Regions from separate parts of the Homo sapiens genome. Here region 2 is linked to region 1. Evidence: chromatin loops called from intact Hi-C (ENCODE). Cell type or tissue: B cell. All regions are shown on one strand. Links, peaks and the distances in the headings refer to the core of each region. The heading gives the core; the rest is flanking DNA.

Region 1 (11,120 bases), core at 3,850-8,849:
TATTAAAAATGCAAAACAACAAAAAATATATTCATTCAGAAAGAATTTCCTTCTCCCCTCCCCCATTACTTCCCCTGGGCTCTCCTAACCTATCTGATATTAAAGCTGTAAGATAAGGCATGAATAAAGTTAAATGACTTTCACATCCACCTTAGAAATGAAGGCTTAGTTTTTACGCTTTGAGACTCAACTTTTCAAAAGCAGAAATTAACTTAGTAAAATGTGAGAGGAGAAGATGTACTTTTAAAATAAGGAAAATAAAAAATGAAAAAGCAAAGCCAACCCAACAACCAAATCACATACACACACATTGATCCCACACTGTTTTCAATACAAAGGACAAAGTAGAGCCCAATGACCTTCCAAATAGTAGTAGAGCCAGCTCCATTTATTGAACAGCATGTCCTGTCCCTAATGTATGTTCTTGTGCCTTTGTCAAAAATCGGTTGGCTGTGAATGTGGACTTATTTCTAGTTTCTCTCTCCTGGTCCGTGTGTCTGTTTTTATACAAATACTAGGACGTTTGCTTCCTACGGCTTTGTAGTATATTTTGAAGTCAGGTGGCGTGACGGGCCTCCAACTTTGTTCTGTCTGCTCAGTATTGCTTTGGCTATTTGGGGTCTTTTGTGGTTCCACACAAATTTTAGGATTGTTTTCTCTATTTCTGTGAAGACTGTCATTGGCATTTTGATAGCAGTTACATTGAATCTATATTTTGCTTTGGGTAGTATGGATATTTTAACAATATAATTCTTCCATTCCTTGCAGATGGGATGTTTTTTCCATTTGTTTGTGTCATCTTCAATTTCTTTCAATAATGTTTTGCAGTTTTCCTTAGATATCTTTCACTCCCCTGGTTAAATTCATTCCTAGGTATTTTATTTTTTTGTAGCTATTATAAATGGGATTGCTTTCTTGATTTCTTTTTCAGCTACCATGTTGTTGGTGTATAGAAATGCTTCTGACTTTTGCATGTTGACTGATTTTGTATCTTGCAACTTTACTGTGTTGATCAGTTCTGAGAGTTTTTGGTGGAGTCTCTACATTTTTCTAGATATAAGATCATGTAATCTTCAAAGAGGGGGCAATTAGACTTCCTCTTTTCTAATTCGGAAAACCTTTATTTCTTTCTCTTGCCTGATTGCTTTAGACAGAACTTCTAGCACTGTGTTGAATAAGAGTGGTGAAAGAGAGCATATTTGTTTTGTTCCAGTTCTTGGAAGAAAGGCATTCAGCTTCTCCCCATTCAGTATAATGTTAGCTGTGGGTTTGTCATATATGGCCTTTGTTATGTGGAAATATGTTCCTTCTATGCCTAATTTGTTGCCAGTATTTATTATGAAGGGATATTGAATTTTATCAAATGCTTTTTCTGCATCTATGGAGATGATCATATGGTTTTTTTTGTTTTTTATTCTGTTGATGTGATGTATCACATTTATTGATTAGCATATGTTTTATGTAGCAGGAGCTCCTGGGCTCATGATAGAATGATGGAATTTTAGATCACATGGAATTTTAAACATAATTACATTTTATAATCCTTTCAACCTAGAAGGAGATAATTATGAGAAAGATTAGATCAGTTATGAACAAAATAAAGAAACCATAATTTTCTTTGCAATTTGGCTATGATTTAAACACAACATACAATTTTCTGTGTAGCGTGTGAAAGGATGTGGAACACATTTGCTCCTATGGTAACATAAAAAAACCCCCACCCCTCAGATGTTATAAAACTCTTACTCATTTATGAAACTACTGAAGAATGGTAGTTGCAAGAAAAGTCCAGAAGGACTAATTTTCAGAGAGGGGAGCCCTTTGTGAGTGACCGTTAAGCAGTGGCAGTTTGTGGAGGCAAAGGCGGAGAAGAAAGCCTGCCAAAGACTGAGATAGATGAGCTGTTGGCACTTTGGTGGCCAGGCAGGGACACTGGAGTCTAGAAGACTCCCAAATGCAGCAATAATATACTTAACTCAGAAATGCTTTCTGGCGTCCCATTCCCATTTTACTGAGAATAGGGTGAGGCTAAAAAGCAGAAACAGGCCGGGCGCGGTGGCTCACGCCTGTAATCCCAGCATTTTGGGAGGCAGAGGCGGGCGGATCACGAGGTCAAGAGATCAAGACCATCCTGGCTAACACGGTGAAACCCCATCTCTACTAAAAATACAAAAAAAAAAAAAAAAAAAAAAAAAATTAGCCAGGCGTGGTGGCGGGCGCCTGTAGTCCCAGCTACTGGGGAGGCTGAGGCAGGAGAACGGCGTGAACCCGGGAGCCGGAGCTTGCAGTGAGCCCGCACCGCGCCACTGCACACTCCAGCCTGGGTGACAGAGCGAGACTCCGTCTCAAAAAAAAAAAAAAAAAAAAAAGGAAAAAAGCAGAAACAACTTTCTAGTCTTACGTATTCTTGTGGTGCCTGGGAACAGAGTTCTGCTCCTACTGATTCAAAAGGTAAAACGCAGGTCCAAGACACACTAGGCTCCAGGATTGAACATTGATAAGATCAAAGACATTAGGCTTTGGAGGCCGGGCGCAGTGGCTCATGCCTGTAATCCCAGCACTTAGGGAGGCGAGGCGGGCGGATAACAAGGTCAGGAGTTCGAGACCAGCCTCACCAATATGGTGAAACCCCATCTCTACTAAAAAATACAAAAATTACCCGGGCATGGTAGCGGGCACCTGTAATCCCAGATATTCAGGAGGCTGAGGCAGGAGAATCACTTGAACCTGGGAGGCGGAGGTTGTAGTGAGCCGAGATCGCACCATCGCACTCTAGTCTGGGCAATAAGAGCGAAACTCCGTCTAAAAAAAAAAAAAAGAAAGAAAAAAGAAATTAGGCTTTGGTAGAATCAGCTGTGGCATCAGGAGGAAAGCCTAACCAGTGATGAATTCAATCTTAAAAATTGCTGCTTAGTTCAAGATTAACCCGATACTCAGTGAAATATGAATAATCACTTTCCTACTTTGGCAGCCACACATAGAAGAGATTGCGCATGCCCGGAAATAAAAACAAAGCAAAAGAGTTGCGTAAGTCAGTCTTCACTGTTATCCATGTACTACGTTCAGTATACCATAAAACATGACCACAGATGTAAATACTGTGTTCAGTATGACATAAAACATGACCACAGATGTAAAAAAAAGGGACCCATAAGAAAATCAACAAATCAAAAGCAACAAATTCACAGATAACCCAGACATTGGAACTGACAGAAAAGGATTTTAAAAACTAGTATTATAAATATATTTGGGAAATTATAAGATAAAATGAATGGATGAATATATGAAGAATCTTGTAAAATAAATAAAAATTAGAAAAGAAACTCATAGAATGAATTCTGAAAAACAAAAACATACCTGGTGGCCTTAACAGTAGAACAAGCAATGCAGAAGGAAGAGTCAATTGTCTTGAAGAAAGGTCAATAGAAATCATCCAAAATAAGACATAGAGAAAAAATACTGAAATATTTATAAATCTATACAGTGTCTACAACTTTTTAAAATAATAATTAGACTCGGGCAGAAATAATCTTTTAAGAAATAATGACCAAATTTTCCCTAAATTGAAAAATATTAATCTATAAGTTCAGAAATCCTAGTGAATTTCAAACAGAATAAATACAAAGAAACTATGCCATGGCATGTCATAGTCAAACTGCTGACAGAGCAAAGCATAGAGAAACTTTTCAGCATAGATAAGCTGCTGAAAACCAATGATAAGATAATTTTAAAAACAACCATGAAAAAAGACAGCACATCCAGGGGAACAATGGGAAGAATGGCAATTGACTTCTTACTAGAAATGGAAGCCAGAGAAGAGGGAATAAAACACATCTTTAAATTACTAAGAACAAACAAGCAAGAAGAAACAACCCATCAACTTAGAATTCTACTTGCAGCAAAAATATCCTTTACAAATAAAAGTGAAATAAAGACATTTTGAAAATGAAAATGAAAGTGCAGGGAATTTGTTGCCTGTAGACCTACTAAGAAATGCTAAAAGAAGTCTGTCAAGATGAAGAGAAATAATACAAGTTATAAACTCAGATATAAAAGAAGGATGGAAAAGAATTGAAAATAGTAAATAAGTGGAATACTTTATAATAATAAATAAATTAATCAGTTCACAAAGAAGAAATAAAAATTATAAATGGCAATGCACTTAATAATAACATTTCAAAATTAATGATAAATAGATTAATAAAAACAAAGTAAAAATTAAATCACAAACATGGTTGGAGATTTTTAACACACTTTCTTTCAGCAACTGATAAACTGAACAGAAATCAATAAAGATATAGAAGATTTGAACAATACTACCAATCAATATGGCCTGATATACACCTATTGAACATTACATCTAATAACTTCTGAATATATGTGTTCTTTTCCTGCACACATAGGACATTTACCATGGTAGACCACATGCTGAGCCATAAAAAAGTCTAAATAAACATGAAAGAACTGAAATCACTGAGTATGTTCTCTGATCACAATGGAATTGAATTTAGAATCAATAACAATAAGAAATCTAAAAAATACTCAAATATTTAAAAATTAAGCAACACAATTCTAAATATTTCATGGATTAGTAAAGAATTCAAAAAAGAAATTAGAAAACATTTTTAAATAAATGATAATAAAGATACAACGTATCGAATTATGTGAGACACTTTAAACGTGGTGAAAACAGGAACTTCAGAGCTTCAAATATTAATGTTATAGAACAACAAGAAGGAATGTTTAATATCAGTGAGCTAACTTCCACCTTAAAAAGCAAGAACAAAAAGAGCAAAGTAAACCCAACATAAATAGGAGATAATAATAAAGATAAAGAAGAAATCAATAAAACAAAACAAACAATAGAGAAAATAACGCCAAATGTTTAGTTTTGAGATTAATAAAATTGATAGCTTCCTAGCAAGAATGATCAAGAAAAAAGAGAAAAATAACAAATTACCAGTATTAACAATAAAAAAGAATATTATAACAAATCTTATTATTAAAGAGATAAGTTGAAAATTTAATGAAAAAATTTATACCAATATATTTGAAAATGTACTTTTAAATGAAAAAAATCCTTAATGAACTCAATTTACTGAAAGTGAGACAGAAAGAACATTTGAATAGCTCTATGATGATAATTTGTTATTAAAATAACAAATAAATAGTAAATAATAAGTACAATAAAGCAAAAATAAAATAATAAATAACAAATATTAACATATTTTGTTTTAAAAATCCCTCTTATAAAGACAAAGCATCACCCAGAAGGCTTTGTGAATTCTATCAAACATTTAAAGAAGAAAAAATATCAATCTTACTTAAAATCTTACTTTAGGAAGATAGCATATTCCTAATACTGAAACTTTATAAACAAATTACAAGAAAAGAAAATTCAGAATAATATTACTCATAAAGTTAGACACAAACATCTTTAAATAGTTTAATAAAATCTAGCAATATATAAAAGATTATTAAATCATGATTATGTGGGGTTTATCACAGAAAAGAAAGATTGTCTTAATATTTGAAAATTAAAGTGTAATTAATCTCAATAATTTGCCGATACTTTATTCCTATATTCTCCTATATTTTGTTCCTATATAATTCCTATATTCAAAATATAGGAGAATGTAGAGAATTATAGAAAAATAATCATGTGTTTATTTGAATGGATAAACAGAAGTTTCGAAACATTCAACATCTGTTTATGACAAAAAGCTACTAGTAAATTAGAAATAAAAAGGAATTTCCTCAATTTGACAAAAAGCAACAACAAAAAGTTATAGCTAACATAACACTTAATGGTGATATTGTACACTTTTCTTATGTTGGGAACAAGGCAAGAATGTCTGTGCTCTGCATATCTATTCAGCACTGTACTGGATGTCCCAGTCTCATTAGTTAAGAATTAATTAGGCAAAGGCAAGAAGTTAAAGTCATAAACTGGAAAATAATAAGTCTACTACATTTATTTGTAGGTGACATAATCATTGTCTATACAACAAAGAACATTTAATTCCATTCTATGCTTTTTACTCAGTCCCTAGCCTGCATAAATAGTATACAATTTGCAAAGTTGGTAAGAGAACCAAATTAGCAATATGGTAATCCAATTCAGGACAAAGGACAATCATGGAAATTTGATTAGAAATGCATTAATGTGTTAACAAGCTACCTTTGCTCTATCTAAAACTTTAAATAAATATGAATAGCAGCAAAACCAACACAAACTATGATTTATAATGGATTATAATGGATAAAATGTCATATAGAAACATTGAAATCAATTTGGAAATCTAGAAAAATTGAATTTTTAAGAAATAATGGGTACAAAAGAAAACTCACAAATGCAAACCCTTTGTATAGGTGAAATTCATATTTGATTCACCAATTAGTTTTTTTTCACCATGAATATTTTTTTCATATGAAAAAGACTTGATGCTAATGAATATACTTTTAATACAACAAAGATAAAATGAGAAAAACATTATTTAACTTTGGTTTTATAATAATTAACTTGGCTTAATGGAATTCATTTGGTATACTTTAATTTGGAGATTTAAGTAAACACTGACTCCAGGAGGCTAGAGAAATTAGGATTTTTAGATTACAGATGCAATATGGAGATCTCATTTAACAATGACGGTAACTTTGAGATAAAATACGGGGGAAGTAGCCCAGAGGCAGCTAAAATTCTCCATATACAGTGAGGTCTTATCTACAAAGCTCCCCACATCAATATAGTTTACTTACAAGTACCAAATTGAGTTTGTCTGCTCTTCTGAAAGTGGTGAGTTAAGATAAGGGTCCCAACAGATGAACAGCTGTTACTGCAGGTGAGTGTTCTACATCAGGCACGGGATTTTCAACTCATAATGGAGTGACGTTGAACCACATACAATATTATGAGGATTTTCCCTTGAAACCGTTAAAGAGCTGTAACATGATGCTTGTGAATGTCACCACTAGGTGGCACTGAAAGTTAAACAGTTATTGAACAGGCTGTGGAATATTGAAGTTTTCCTATGGAAAAAAATTTGATTTTTTATGTTGTGTCTATATATTCTTCATTTGACCTTAAAACATAGCAGTAGCAGACATCTCTTGTACCGTGCCTTACACCTCAGCCCATTTGTTTTCCTCCAGCCCTTGGTGAGGCTCTTGGTTACAGAACCTCAGCTCAGCTCACTGCATATCCGCTGCTTTTTTGCACTAAGTCTTTATTCACAATGTGGTTGGGACACCTGTGAGAAGCTACTTAGCATTTATGAATGCTCAAAACTGAAAGTGTGGGGGAATTAAGACCCAATGGGCAATCCGTGACTATTAGGGGATGGGAGTCAGGGCTTTGTGTTCCTTTCATACCCCTCAGGTGGACAATTCTGAGGCAAGATCTTCATTGCTCATCAGAGGATTCCGGCGAGGTCAGATCCAGTTTTCCATAGTGGCGACCAGCTTGATAGTACCACTCTATTGACTTTCTCTCCTTTCTTGTTTTATTCTTTCCAATATATTAGCCTTAGTATCTGATAACATGCCCCAAAGTAAAGTCATTTATAAAGCTCCCCACGTTAATATAGTTTACTTTGGCTTTCTCTCCTTTCCTGTTTTAGAGTCGGCTTCCTGTAAGAAACCCAAGCATAACCTACTACCCTGATAAAGAACATTTTCAGCACCCAGAACTCTCCTTCATGGCTCCTTTTCCCATTCAACGCTCTTTAAAAGAGAACTAATAATCTATTAGTTCTATTTTTGAACTTCACATTACTGGAATCTTGGCCAGTACTATTTTTTGTTTGCCTTCGTAATTTCTTTTTTCTTTTCTTTTTTTTTGAGACAGGGTCTCGCTCTGTGCAGTGGTGTGATCTTGGCTCACTTTAGCCTCAACCTCCCGAGTAGCTGGGATTACAGGTGGGTGCCACCATACCTGGCTAATTTTTGTATTTTTTGTAGAGATGGGGTTTCACCATGTTGCCCCAGCTTGCTTTCTTTCATTCAACATTATTTCTGTGAGATTTATCCATGTTGTGGCATGTAGCAGTAGTTCACTCTTTTTCATTGTGGTGTAGTATTCCATTGTGTAAAATGTACCACAATTTATCCATTGTACTTGGGGTAGTCATTTGAATTGTTTCCAGATTTTAGCTATTTTTAATAATGTTGCTTTAAATACTTTTGTACACGTCTTTTTGTGAACATAAACACTCATGTCTTTTGTGAATAAACATAGAAATAAAATTGCTTGGTGATAGGTTAGAAATATTGCTTACATTTAATAGATACTGGAGAACAGTTTTTCATAATGGTTACACCAGTTTTGCCTTCCATCTTTTCTGCATCCTTGCCAATATTTGGTGTTACTAACTCTTAACTTTTGCCACTCTGATGGGAGTGTAGTGTATCTAATTGTTGTTTTAGTTCATATTTCCCTGTTGATGAATGGAACTTAACATGTTTTCATATGCAGTTAAACCATTTGGATATATTCTTTTGTGAAATGCCTGTTTAGGTTTTTGGGTTTTTTTTTTTGGGGTGGGGGGTGTCTATGTTTTCTTTATTTGAAGTTCTTTATATTTTGTGGGTACTAGTTCTTTGTTGGATACATGTATTGTGATTATATATCTATGTACATATTTTTTCTTTACCAATCTGTAGTTTTCCTTTTACTCTCTTAAAGCTATATTTTGATAAAAAGATTTTCTTCTTAATGGGATATAGTTTATTGACATGTTTCTTTATGGTAATTGTTATTTACTTGAGTAAATTATTTACTCTTTCTCCAAGGTTATGAAATATGCTCCTTTATCAGGGACTCTCAACTTAAGTGGGCATCAGAACCACCTGGAAGGCTTTTTAAAAATCATTGGGTCTGGAGTTTCTAATTCTTTGGTTCAGGGATAAATTCAGGAATTCGCATTTCTTACTATTCTCCAGATGATGGAATGGAGGATTGGTATTAGATCTTCTTTAATGTTTGGTAAAGAATTCAGCTGCAAAGCCATACGGTCCTGGGTTTTTTTTTCTTTTTTTTTTTTTTGAAGAGACATTTAATACTTGTTCAATATCTTACTTGTTATTGGTCTATTCAGATTTCTGATTTCTTCATAATTCAAGTCTTATTGGGTTACGAGTTTCTAGGAATTTATTTCTTCTAGGTCATCTAATTTCTTGTCGTATAGTTGTTCATAGCAGTCTCTTGTGATCCTTTGTATTTCTGTCTTATCAGTTGTAATTGCTCCTCTTTTTTTTGGTGAAACTGAGTCTCACTCTTTTGCCCAGGCTGGAGTGCAATAGTGTGATCTCGGCTCACTGCAAACTCTGCCTCCCAGGTTCAAGCGATTATCCTGCCTCAGCCTCCCCAAGTAGCTGGGATTACATACACCCGCCTCCTCACCCAGCTAATTTTTGTATTTTCAGTAGAGTTGGGGTTTCACCATGTTGGACAGGCTGGTTCTTGAACTCCTGACCTCAGGTGATCCACCCGCCTTGGCCTCCCAAAGTGCTTGGATTACAGGCGTGAGCCACCGTGCTCGGCCTCTTTTTTTTTTTTAGATGGAGTCTTGCTCTGTTGCCCAGGCTGAAGCATAGTGACACAATCTCAGCTCACTATAACTTCTGCCTCCCAGGTTCAAGTGATTCTCCTGCCTCAGCCTTCTGAGTAGCTGGAATTACAGACACCTGCCACCACGCCCAGCTAATTTTTGTATTATTAGTAGAGACCAGGTTTTTCCATGTTGGCCAGGCTGGTCTCAAACTCTTGCCCTCAAGTGATCCGCCTGCCTCTGCCTCCCAAAGTGCTGGGATTCCAGGTGTGAACCACCACGCCCGGCCTCCTGTTTCATTTTTTATTTTATTTATTTGAGTCTTCTTTCTTGCTCTTTTTTTTTTGTTTTTGTTTTTTTTTTTTTGCTTAGTATAGCTAAGGGTTTGTCAATTTTGTTTAGCTTTCCAAAAAACCAACTCTTAGTTTAGTTGACCTTATCTATTGTTTTTCTAGGTGTTACTCTGATTTTTGTTATTCTTTCCTTCTGCTAACTTTGGGCTTATTTTGTTCTTCTTTTTCCAGTTTCCTTGAGGTGTAGTGTTAGGTTGTTTATTTGAGATCTTTCTTCTTTTTGGATGCAGGAATTTATTCCTTTAAACCTCCTTCTTAGAACTCTGTTTTGCTGCATCCTACACATTTTGGTATGTTATGTTGCCATTTTCATTTGCCTCAAGATATTTTTATTTTTATTTTTATTTTATTTTTTTTTTTTGAGACGGAGTCTCGCTCTTTCACCCAGGCTGGACTGCAGTGGCGCTGTCTTGGCTCACTGCAAGCTCCGCCTCCCGGGTTCACGCCATTCTCCTGCCTCAGCCTCCCAAGTAGCTGGGACTACAGGCGCCCGCTACCACGCCCAGCTAATTTTTTTTTGTATTTTTAGTAGAGACGGGGTTTCACCGTGTTAGCCAGGATGGTCTCGATCTCCTGACCTCGTGATCCGCCCGCCTCGGCCTCCCAAAGTGCTGGGATTACAGGCGTGAGCCACCGCGCCCGGCCGCCTCAAGATATTTTTAAATTTTCTTCTTAATTTCTTCTTTGACCCAATAGTTATTCCAGAGCATAAGGTTTAATTTCCACATATTTGTTAATTTTCCATAATTTATTCTGTTATTGCTTTCTAGTTTTATTCTGTTGTAGCCAAAAAGATAATTGTTATAATTTCAATCTTCTTAAATTTATTAAGACTTCTTTTGTGGCCTGGCATATAATCTATTCTGGAGAATTTTCTATATGTATTTGAAAATAATATGTATTTCGTTGCTGTTGGGGGGAATGTTCTATATATTTCTGCTAGGTCTATTTGGTCTAAAGTGTAGTTCAAGTCCAGTGTTTCCTTATTATTGTTTTATGTCTGGATGGTATGGCTATTGTTGAAAGTGGGTTATTGAAATCTTCCACTACTATTGTGTTGCAGTCTGTGTCTCCTTTTAAATCTATTAATGTTTGCTTTACACATTTAGTTGCTCCAATGTTGGGTGCATATATATTTACAATTGTTATATCCTTAAGGTGAATCAATCCCTTTATCACTCTATAATGACCTTCTTTGTCTCTCTTCATAGTTTTTTTG
Region 2 (11,120 bases), core at 484-5,483, 55 kb after region 1:
CATTATTATCTTTTCTTACAGGTATCCCAGGACCACCCTTCTGCCTGCCCTACAACCAGATACCTTCAGCTTTCTCACTTTCTCATTCATTCTCTTCAGCAGTCTCTCTATATATACTCAATTGTAACCCATTGCATTTAATTCAACCTAAGTTGTTATAATCCCAGTTCTCTTACACCAGGTCCTTGCTCACCCACAGCATTCACATCACCTTCTTTGACCAGTTTGCCCTCTTCCTCATGTTATTAATCTTTTCCTCCACCTACAGCTCCCACCAATTCCTCTTTCTCTGAATCCCTGACCAAACCAAATTTTATTCCATTATGTCAAACCCTGCACACTTCCCCCTTCTGCTTCTATAATCTTTGCTTCTACTCATTTCATTTTATATTTTTTTCTCCCTCTTTCCTCTATTTCATAACCCCAGATCCTTTTGAGATACAGGTGACAGGAGGCTGTGAGCTGCACTCTGGAAAGGTCTCAGGAAGCTTCTTGCAGTTAGCTTATCAAGGATCAGACTTTGTGAGCTTCCAGAACAATTCATGGTTGCCATATCCAGTGGCTGGGAATATGGCCAAGCATTTCTGCAAAGTGCTCAATCAGAATCAGCATGAAAATGACATAACACACAATCTTCTCAGTGACACCTGCCCACGTTTCATCTTGGGTCTTCTTGATGCAGGAAAGGCACATCTCCAGCGGCAAGGTCAGTCCTGCACTCTCCCTCCAAGAAGTTTTGATTTGAAAATCATACCCTTCCACCACCTCCTTCCAATTTAGAATAAGGAAGAGCCACCCAGAAGTGGGAAAGGCTGGGTGCAGTGCCTCACATCTGTAATCCCAGTACTTTGGGAAGCTGAGGCTGGAGGACTTCTTAAGGGCAGGAGTCCCAGACCAGCCTGAGCAACAGAGTGAGACCAGTGTCTCTAAAAAATAAAAATAAGTTAGCCAGTCATGGTGGTACACACCTGTAGTCCCAGTTACTTAAGAGGCTGAGGCAGGAGGATCGCTTGAGCCTAACAGTTTGAGGTTACAGTGAGCTATAATTTATAATTATGCCACTGCATTGCAGCATAGTGACAGAGTGAGACCCTGTCTCAAAAAAAAAAAAAAGAGAAATGGGAACAATGTGTCTATCTAAACTTCTAAACTGTTGTGGAGATATGAAACTCCAAGTCTGTATTTGAATATCTTTTCTGTCCTTTGCAGTGAAGCCCGAGGCCTGGCTGTCCCATGGCCCCAGTCCTGGCCCTGGCCATCTGCAGCTTGTGTGCCATGTCTCAGGATTCTACCCAAAGCCCGTGTGGGTGATGTGGATGCGGGGTGAGCAGGAGCAGCAGGGCACTCAGCGAGGGGACATCTTGCCCAGTGCTGATGGGACATGGTATCTCCGCGCAACCCTGGAGGTGGCCGCTGGGGAGGCAGCTGACCTGTCCTGTCGGGTGAAGCACAGCAGTCTAGAGGGCCAGGACATCGTCCTCTACTGGGGTGAGAAAAAGCTAAGGCCCAGGCTGGAAATGCCAGGAAGTGGACCTCAGGCATAGAGGGAGGGCAAGCTGAAAATTTTAGGATTTTAGGGATTATAGCCCAAACATGAATAAAAATAGATAATCTAAGAAATGGAAATGTTGAAAATGAGGGCCCTGTAGATGCAGGAGGATGCTGAGGGTTAACTGAAGAATCCATCTCTGAGCAGGGATGAGAGAAAAACATAGAAAAAAAGGAGATTGGTAAGTTGGATACTCAAATGAAAAAAAGAAGCCCAGGGAATGCAGTGAAATAGGGAGTGGATGAGGTAAAATGGGATGGATTATAACATCCTTGGTGTCTCCCCAAATTCACAGAGCATCACAGTTCCGTGGGCTTCATCATCTTGGCGGTGATAGTGCCTTTACTTCTTCTGATAGGTCTTGCGCTTTGGTTCAGGAAACGCTGGTGAGTTCTTTGCATGTGTCTTTCCTACTCTTAGCCTCTACCCCACTTTTCTTCCCATGTTTTTTGTTTTTCTCTCCTCAGTTCTTCTCTCCCCAGTCCCCTTCCCTCTTGCTCCTCAATTCTCAGCTCCACCTTATTCAGAGTGACTTCTATCTCTGTTCTCATCCAGTTTCTGTTAAGACACACCATGAGCCTCCTCGTCACCCTTCTCCTTTTGGGGTGAGAGACCAGCAGCCCAAGGGCTCCAGACACACCTGAACACATCGTGATGATGACGTCCTCTCAACTCTCTTTGTAAAAATTTTGTTATTTTTGCTTGTTTCTGATTAATGATTGTTTGTCAATATAAGCTCAATTTAATTTTGCAGGATTTGTTGTTCTGACCTGGGTTCTGGGACTTTTAAATTCAAATTTTATCTCCAGATGGAATGGGGTCCTAGCAACCTCCACATGTTCAACTATTAATGGATCATCAGGCCTGTTTTAGATATCCCTTACTCCAGAGGGCCTTCCCTGACTTACAAGTGGGAAGCAGTCTCTTCCTGGTCTGAACTCCCGCCACATTTTAGCCGTACTTTGCTAACTGTGCTCCTCACTTCCTCTTCTTCATTGCAGTTATTTAGATCCCCCCTTTCCTTCTAATTTTTCAGCTCCTTCAATGCAAAGTACATGTATTTTTAATATATGCATCCCTGGTGAAGGATCTTGCCTGCATGAAACATGTTCTCAATAAAACTCTGTGTTGAATTTATGCCAAATTTGTAGTGTTTTCTTATTCTTTTCCTTCCTGGTGCTTTTGAAGTAGTTGAGACATTTGATACTCTTCTGCTTAAAAGTCTTCTCACTTGGAGGAAATTTTACACATTCCTAGTTCTATAGTTTGTTCTCTGAGCTCCAGAGGAGAAACACAATTTTGCCTCTTACTACTCCTATCATTCAACTATAGAGAGCTCTTCGAGTTAAATTATTGTTCCAGGTATGCAAGGCAGGATGTATATCTTTACTATTCAGTGGTTCAGGGAAAAGCAGCAGAGTTCTCACATTGGAGCTTGTTAGAAAGGTAGAATGTGGGCCTCACCTTAGGTTTACTGAATTATAATTTGTGTTTTGGAAAATCAGCAGGATACTCACATGTCCATTAAAATTTGTGAGGCACTGATGCTGGTGATGCCTGAGATGTAGTACAAGTGTGTCACTGAATTGAAAATGATCAAAAAAGGGAACAAGAGTGTTACTCCTGAAGATTGAAGTGAGATCAAGGCAAGTAATGTACCTACTGCACCTTCTCATTATTCATGGCAGTTATGTTGTGTGCAGTTGCTGCAAATACTGAATTTGTGAGCAATGAGCCATTGTTCCCAGGGGAAATACAGGTGTTAGGCTCTTGTGAGATTTTTCACAACATTTTTGTCAACTGGTGAATACATAAGCTGGTTTTATGTGTGTTTCTGTTTAAAAACATCTTATTTTATATATGTATATATAATTAATTCATTATATGCAGTATTTCTTTATAATAAAACACTATCTACGAAGTGTTTAATATATTCCTGACCTTGGTTAACATGATCACAAATTTCTTTGGTTTTCAGCTTCACAACATTGCTGTCCACTACACTTAAAAAAAATGGTTGTCATTTCATGAATCCACAAATGTAGCTATTTTCCCATAGCTTCAGCATAGCATTATAGATGTTACTTTCCCAAGCAGCCTCACCTACAGATGGGTGAATTTCCTCCCCCTTTTCCTGCATGTACTGCACTGTTGATTTATTTTTATTTATTTATTTATTTTATTTATTTATTTATTTATTATTTTTATTTATTTATTTATTTATCTCTGTAAGGCATGTCACAGCTTTCTTATGCTTAGGAAAATGCGACAGCACTTAAGCACTACACTTGGGACCATTTAAGATTGTGAAATCACCAACCAAAAACCCAAAAATGTGCAGAAGTTGGCACTATATAGACTACAAAAAGGACACTTGTTTACTGTGTGAGAGCTGGAACATGAAGACAAAGCACCACCTTTTTCGACCTTAGTTAGGAACATGTTCTTTGGGGGACTCAAATTTTGTACCTCACTGCATATATTCATGAATGATTGTGAATATGCTATGAATATATATCTAGGGGTTACAAATAAAATTTGGCAAGTAGACAAATTAGCAAATATAACATTTTTGAATGATGAGGATTGACTATTGACCCCAGATGGTAGATGGTAGTATTTGTCAAGATATCCATAGCTAGACTTCAATTACTTTAGGATTCATGAATTCAACAAATATTTCTTATGATTCTGCAGGTTGCCACTTTCATTTCTTGTTGTTTATTTCTCAGTTTTCTAGTATAGTAACTTATTAGAGTTGAACTTGGGGAAAAGGACTTAGCTCTAATTTGTTTAGGATACTGAGAAGAGGGGCCCAAGGCAAGGGAAACATCCAGGCAGACCAGGTGCAGTTGGCAGTGGCTGCGTATATGGAAATTTTTGGAAACTGAACTTGTAATGGGTGAAGGGGAAAAGAAAAATATGGGATAGAGGAGAGCAAAGAATGGGACAGCTGCAGTCTTTTTACCTGTGTTTGACATGATTGGTTCCAACCCATTTGGGTTTGAATCCACCTTGCCACATTTGCATAGTAGTCATCTGGCTTTTGGTTGGTTGATACCACCTTCAGCTCTAGTGGTCAGCCTAAGGCAATCATGATAACTCATTCTTTACAATGTGATAGGCTAAAGGATGGAAGGTAACCTGAGATTTAAGCCAATCATCATATAGATCCCACTTACCCTTGCTCAGAGTGGTGGTTCAGGGCTATGTACTTGTTCTAAAATGACACTGTTTACATGACGCCTGATTCTTGTGTTTGACAATAGGGAAAAGAGAGGCTCTCTCTTGTCCTGGATGGTATGGTGTGAGGTATAGAGCTTGAAACAGCTCAAGTCATTTTTTTTTCAGCACCAGAGAAATCACACAGGCAAGAAAGTAGAGGCAACGGACTCTCAGAAGAGTCCAGATTAAACTGTATCCAAAGCCTGAATGAACCCTGGACTTCTCAGTGATGTTAGATGATACATTTCCTTTACTGTTTCAGCCTATCAAGTTGGGTTTTCTCCTGTTTGTGCTTGAAAGCATCCTATCTGATGTACATGGACCCTAGGGGACACTTAGCTGATTTTACTCTTGGTTGAAGTATTCCTCTTTATTTCCATCTTCCTCCTCCTCCCTTCTTGGGATTGGCTATACTTTAAAATTGATTTCTTTTCTTTCGCAGGTTGAGTATTCTTTATCTGAAATGCTTGGAATCACAGGTGTTTCAGATTTCAGATTTTTGGGGGGGCTTTAGAACATTTCCATACACCCACCAGCCGAGCATCCCTAATCTGGAAATCTGAAACTTGAAATGCTCCAACGAGCATTTTCTTTCAGCATCGTGTCAGTGCTCAAAATGTTTTAAATTCTGGAGCATTTTGCATTTCAGATTTTCACATTAGGAATACCTGACCTGTAGTTTTTTTCTTATATGTGTGCTTATCTTTTTAAACTCTTACACTGTCCTGTTTTTAACTATGCTGCCTGAATTAATTACTCTCTTGAACTTTTCATATATTTCTGACCAGGAATAAAAGTGCTGCATCTGCTGCTAAGTGAGTGACTTTGGAAAGGTTCCCTGATCTTCCTTCTTTTCTTTGGTTAAATGGAGGCAAAAATATATACTCTTAGGATTTTCATAGGAATGCAAAGGCAACCTAGTGTTATTAAAATGCCAGGAGTTTGGTCTACGGCCTGCTGCTTGCCACATAAAAACCAGTTACCGAGGCAATGAGTATTGCCTTTAATTGACTGCTGCAGCCGAGGAGATAGGAAATCAATCTCAAATCCATTTCCTTGATTGACTAAAATTAGGGATTTATAGGGCAGGGAAGAAACAGAACCCTGTGTGGCAAAATAGGAATTAGGGAGAGGTAAGGAAGAAGAATTGGTCAACAGCAAGCAGGTGGTTGCTTAAGCAATCATGATGGGTGAGGAGTCTGGCATCTCGTTGTCCAGATGCGGTAGATTGGTAGGTTTTAGTTGTTTTTGACAAGGTTTAGTTCCCTGGCTGGGAATGTATTGCTAGTAACTTGGCTGCTGTGGGCAGGGAGAGTCTCAAAAGTCCTCCTAAGCAGCTGCCCAACACTTTTTTGGCTACAGGTGGGTGTTGGTTTTTCTTTCTCTGGCCCTACCTCTGCCAGCCCCAGCTGTGTTTCTGATTGCCTAGGAAGAGCAGCCTTTGAAATGTGTCATCTGAGTCTGGATGGGTGAATGTCTTTTGTGGGTACCAGACAGTGGGATCTTCTCCTCTCAATTTGGGGAATTCTGGAGGAATTTCCATTTGCAGGTTGAACAAGCCCAACTGATTGATATTGGAACTCGTTGGTTGCTGCAGCAATTGGACAGTGTTTTAGTGATTGCTTGTTTATTTGTGTGTGTTAATATAGTCACAGGAAATCAGAATTTGATAAACTGATAATATTTTGTAGCACTGTTTGGCTTCAGTGTTCTTTGGAATCTGGAGAAGTTTGGCTTCTCCATGGGTCATGCTGTTGAGTGAGACAGTGGAACGGTGTTATGGTGTTACATGTATCTAAGCTTTTAGGCTGCTGTTCTAAGCAGGGTTGGACCTGGTTAGTACATGATGTTCTTCTATAGTGCTGTTTGGCCCTAGTGGTCTTTGGAGCCTGGGGAAATTTAGCCTTTAATAATCAAACGGCCATGGAAACTGCTTTACCCAAATTTTGGTTCAAAGCTTTCATTGGATTACATATTGGGGCAAACAAACTTGAGCCATGTGAACATGTTCCTAAACCAGTGGTTTGGTATTGCTATCTCATGGCTAGAGTTCCAAGGTAAAAGCTATTGGATCTTTGTGTGTGTATGTGTATACATGTTTATATGTGTTTATGTGTATGTACATTTATTATGTTGTATGTTGTGTCTACCAAATTGGCTTATAAATAAAAGAGCATCTTATACACTAAATAAATAAATCTAAGGAATTTTCAATTTTATGTGACTTAAGTAAATGTTTATTTAAAAAGCTGGCTTTAAAGTCATTAGTAATAAAAAAATAAGAATGTCTTAACAGTGTTAGAATACATTTTCGTCTGGGTTTTATAATTGTCTTTGCTAGATACTTTGAGGTGTCAGTGTTTGGCACAGAGGGTTATAAAAGTATAAACCCAGCCAAAACAAAATGATCTTTGTTTGTGTGCCTTCTTTGGCAAATAAGACTAAGTAAATGTTGTTAGTTTAATAAAAACAGTTGAATCTTCTAAGTTATTGGCAAAAATACCTATGTATTTAAGTTGCTTACTTAGGTGAGCACCTAATATTCATAGGCTACAAATAATGGTCAACAGAGCAATAACCTGAAATGACGACTACCTTTGTCTAATATCTCAGTTTTCAGAACCCACTTATATAAATTTTTTTTTTTCTTTTTTTGAGACGGAGTCTCGCTCTGTCGCCCAGGTTGGAGTCCAGTGGCGCGATCTCGGCTCACTGCAAGCTCTGCCTCCCGGGTTCGCGCCATTCTCCTGCCTCAGCCTCCCGAGTAGCTGGGACTACAGGCGCCCGCCACCAGGCCCGGCTAATTTTTTGTATTTTTAGTAGGGACGGGGTTTCACCGTGTTAGCCAGGATGGTCTTGATCTCCTGACCTCGTGATCCGCCTGCCTCGGTCTCCCAAAGTGCTGGGATTACAGGCGTGAGCCACTGCGCCTGACCTATAAATTGTTTAAAAAGATGAAAGAATTGAATACATGTAAATGGGATACATGCTTGTAGGTGAGCTTTTTGTGTAATTTAAAATCTTAAAATTATTTTTGATGCTTCTTGGATGTCTGGCTCATTTCCAGTTAAGAAAGGGTTATGATATGGAGAAACATGTTTTTATAAATTGTGGAATGTTTTCATCTATAAAATGCAAATATTTGATAGACAGTTAAAGATTTCTTGCTTCCTAGTTTTCACTAAAATTTAAGGTTACTAAGAATAAGAATTGTAGTTAATATATAATTTAGTATATAAAACCTGCCAAAGAAGGTGTTTTCTTATTGAGAAATGGAATAATTTTGTCTAATTCAAATGTTTTCTAAAGTTTGATCCCAATTATGGACTCGAAAAACTTATTTATGAAATAAGGTAGAAAGGAACCAGCAAGTAGGGAAGAGAGATGTGAAGAAAGTTAAGAACATAAAGATGTATTTTTGGCAAGAAAGGTTAAAAAGAAAAGAGGATAATTTTATACAAGTATCTTTTCTTTTAGACTTTTATTTTAGGTTTGGGGTACGTGTGCAGGTTTTTTATATAGTAAACTCATGTTGTGGAAGTTTGTTGTACAGATTATGTCATCACCCAGGTACTAAGCTTAGTACCCAATAGTTATTTTTTTCTGCTCCTCTCCCTCCTCTCATCCTCCATCCTCAAGGAGGCCCCAGTGCGTGTTGCGTGTTGTTTTCTTCTTGGTGCTCATGAACTCTAATCATTTAGTTCCCACTTAAAAGTAAGAATATGTGGTATTTTGTTTTCTGTTCTTGCATCAGTTTGCTAAAGATAACGGCCTCCAGCTCCTTCCATGTTCCCACAAAAGATATGATCTCATTCTTTTTTATGGCTGCATAGTATTACATGGTGCATAGGTACTACATTTCCTTTATCTAATCTGTCGTTGATGGGCATTTAGGTTGAATCCATGTTTGCTATTGTGAATAGTGCTTCAGTGAACATTTGTGTGCATGTGTCTTTACGGTAGAATGATTTATATTTCTCTGGGTATATACCTAGTAATGGATTGCTGGGTTGAATGGATATTTCTGTTTTCAGCTGTTGGAGGAATCACCATACTTCTTTCCACAATGGTTGAACTAATTTACACTCCCACCAACAGTGTATGTGTGTCCCCTGAGAAAACAATCTGACAGCATTTTTTTTTTCCTAAAAATAAATGAATTTTTTAAAAAAAATTTAGGACAAAACAGAAAGTTCAAGCATGACACAGATGCCTTGTTGAAGTCATATGTTGTTTTCTTTCTGTTTCTCTGTGTGTTTATCTTCATGTACATAAACAGAAAATAAAAAGTTGAAAAGTTTATATAGTAAATATCCTTTAAAAACTGATAGAAAATTGGAGACATTTGACTAATTAACATTGTTCACCGTTAAAGCTCTTAGTCTTGATGAAGGTACAATAAGAATTATTATAAATAAATACATTGGCAGTTTGATAATTCTTTTTAAATATAGTTAAGCCTGAAGCCAGATTTAACATGGAGTCAAATTTTACATAAATGCTTGCATTGCTTTGTTTCACACTGTATTTGTTATTCTACATAGAAAGTACTAGCACTAAGGTACTTATTGGTTACATGCCTAAAGTGAATTTCTTAATTGCACAAAATGTAGAGTGGTACTGGTGGACTTAAACACATTAATTAGTATATCAGAAACAGAATATCATATTTTTTTAGGCCCTGGATAACACTGTAGACTCCAAGGTAAACTAAGTAAGAGAAAATTTGGGAGTTATTTTCCTGTTGGTTTTGCTTTTAATTTTCATTTATTTGCTGTTTGTTCTCCTTTGGGTTTTACTTATATTTACATACATATAAAACAATTGGTGTTTTTTAGTTTCTACTGTAAGGCTTGTATTTGGTTCTATGAATAGTCATTTTGTTTCCTATGCATTTCCAAAGGCTTATCATTTGCTCTATTTATCTAAAATTCCTAAGCTGTCTTTGTCAAGCTTCCAAAAATTGGCAGAGGACAGCAGCCATTTAAAATTTGGACTGGGGCTGGGTGCAGTGGCTCATGCCTGTAATCCCAGCACTTTGGGAGGCCAAGGTGGCTGGATCACCTGAGGTCAGGAGTTCCAGTCCAGACTGGACAACATGGCAAAACCCTGTCTCTTCTAAAAATACAAAAATTAGCTGGGGGTGGGATTACAGTAATCCCAGCTACTCAGGAGGCTGAGGCAGGAGAATAGCTTGAACCCAGGAGATGGAGGTTGTGGTGAGCCAAGATTGCACCACTGCACTCCAGCCTGGGTGACAGAAGTGAGACTCTGTCCCAAAAAAAAATAGTTGAATTTTACTTTGTAAAATTAAGAATTTCTCTTCAACAAACTACACACTGAGAAAAATTAATGCGTAGACAATTAAGAAAACTATTTGGAATTCTAACAATAAAATGGGTATATATAACATATATGAGATATACACCCATATATGAATTTGGAGATGTTTGTTGATTAAGTATACATGTGTAGAAACAACAGACCAGACTGTTGCGAAGGTCTTCAAGAAAGTGCTGAATGCAATGCATCAATACACGAAGCATACAGTACAATACCTGTATTGCAATTAGAGTTGTACACATCAAATAGTACCACTTTTTTTCTTTTATAATTGAGATTTTATTGGTTGTGTTGAGGGTCAGTACACAGATATTTCAATTCTTAATATATGTACTGAAAATCTAAAAAGCCATGTATTGTAATTATTTTTTAAAGTTGTTCCAGTAACTTTCCTGCTTAAAATTTGGAGGCAAATTTTCCTTAAGAGGCTACCAAGTACCAGTATCTTCACATGTTGATAAGCTGTTAACAGATGTCCCACCAACTCACAATTGAATAGCATATACACTACACACTCAAATTTTTAGTATTTCACAGCATGGTAACAAAGTTATTAGAAAAACAGGACTACCACCACCAAAGATGTTACAGAGTGCACACAATTCTGACAGGGAGAGCCATTATGAAGGAGTGGTTTCCTTTAGGAAACAATTCTACTGACAAAAAACATGGGACTAGAAGTAATTTAAAATGTTCAAGACATTAAAGGCAGGACTGTGACTCCACATTGCCATTTAGTACGCTTTGTATTATAGGATATAAAAGCTAACCCCCCATCCATGGAATGTTAAGCTGACACCCAAGACAAAGCCTCCCATAATTCGATATTCCATACTATTTTCTGGTACCAAAAATAAACAACCAGAGAATGATTTCACCTTTAAAAAAAAAGCACTTGCACTTAAAAAATGAGGTGAGATGGGATTCACTCTTTCTTAAAAATGTTTCTAGAGCTACTGAAAAACTTTTGTTTACAAAATAGTTCATAAAAATATTCCCCCAG

What was found. Hi-C counts contacts between places; a loop is a spot of excess contacts. Peaks named below come from ENCODE experiments on the same cell type or tissue, not always from the same donor. Only the 100,000 strongest peaks of a DNase experiment are listed, where the experiment ranks them.
Region 2: a loop joins it to region 1, with 2.2 times the contacts of the local background. A loop is called at or near these places in 1 of 110 quality-filtered maps.

What each region holds. Positions count from the first base shown.
Region 1 is chr1:158,197,034-158,208,153 of GRCh38, forward strand. No RefSeq gene overlaps it. Among named protein-coding and RNA genes, the nearest start is that of CD1D, 22 kb to the left of the region's middle. In B cell, for the core only: CTCF peaks have their summits at 6,964 (motif pointing right) and 7,165; a DNase peak (open chromatin) is centred at 6,938; H3K4me3 peaks cover 830 bases; H3K27ac peaks cover 1,180 bases.
Region 2 is chr1:158,255,577-158,266,696 of GRCh38, forward strand. CD1A (CD1a molecule) reads left to right here. Exons shown (of 6, transcript NM_001763.3): 3 at 428-706; 4 at 1,210-1,488; 5 at 1,845-1,935; 6 at 2,105-2,693. The coding sequence ends at 2,114. Among named protein-coding and RNA genes, the nearest start is that of CD1A, 6.7 kb to the left of the region's middle. In B cell, for the core only: no CTCF peak of the experiment used is centred there; a DNase peak (open chromatin) is centred at 3,173; H3K27ac peaks cover 522 bases.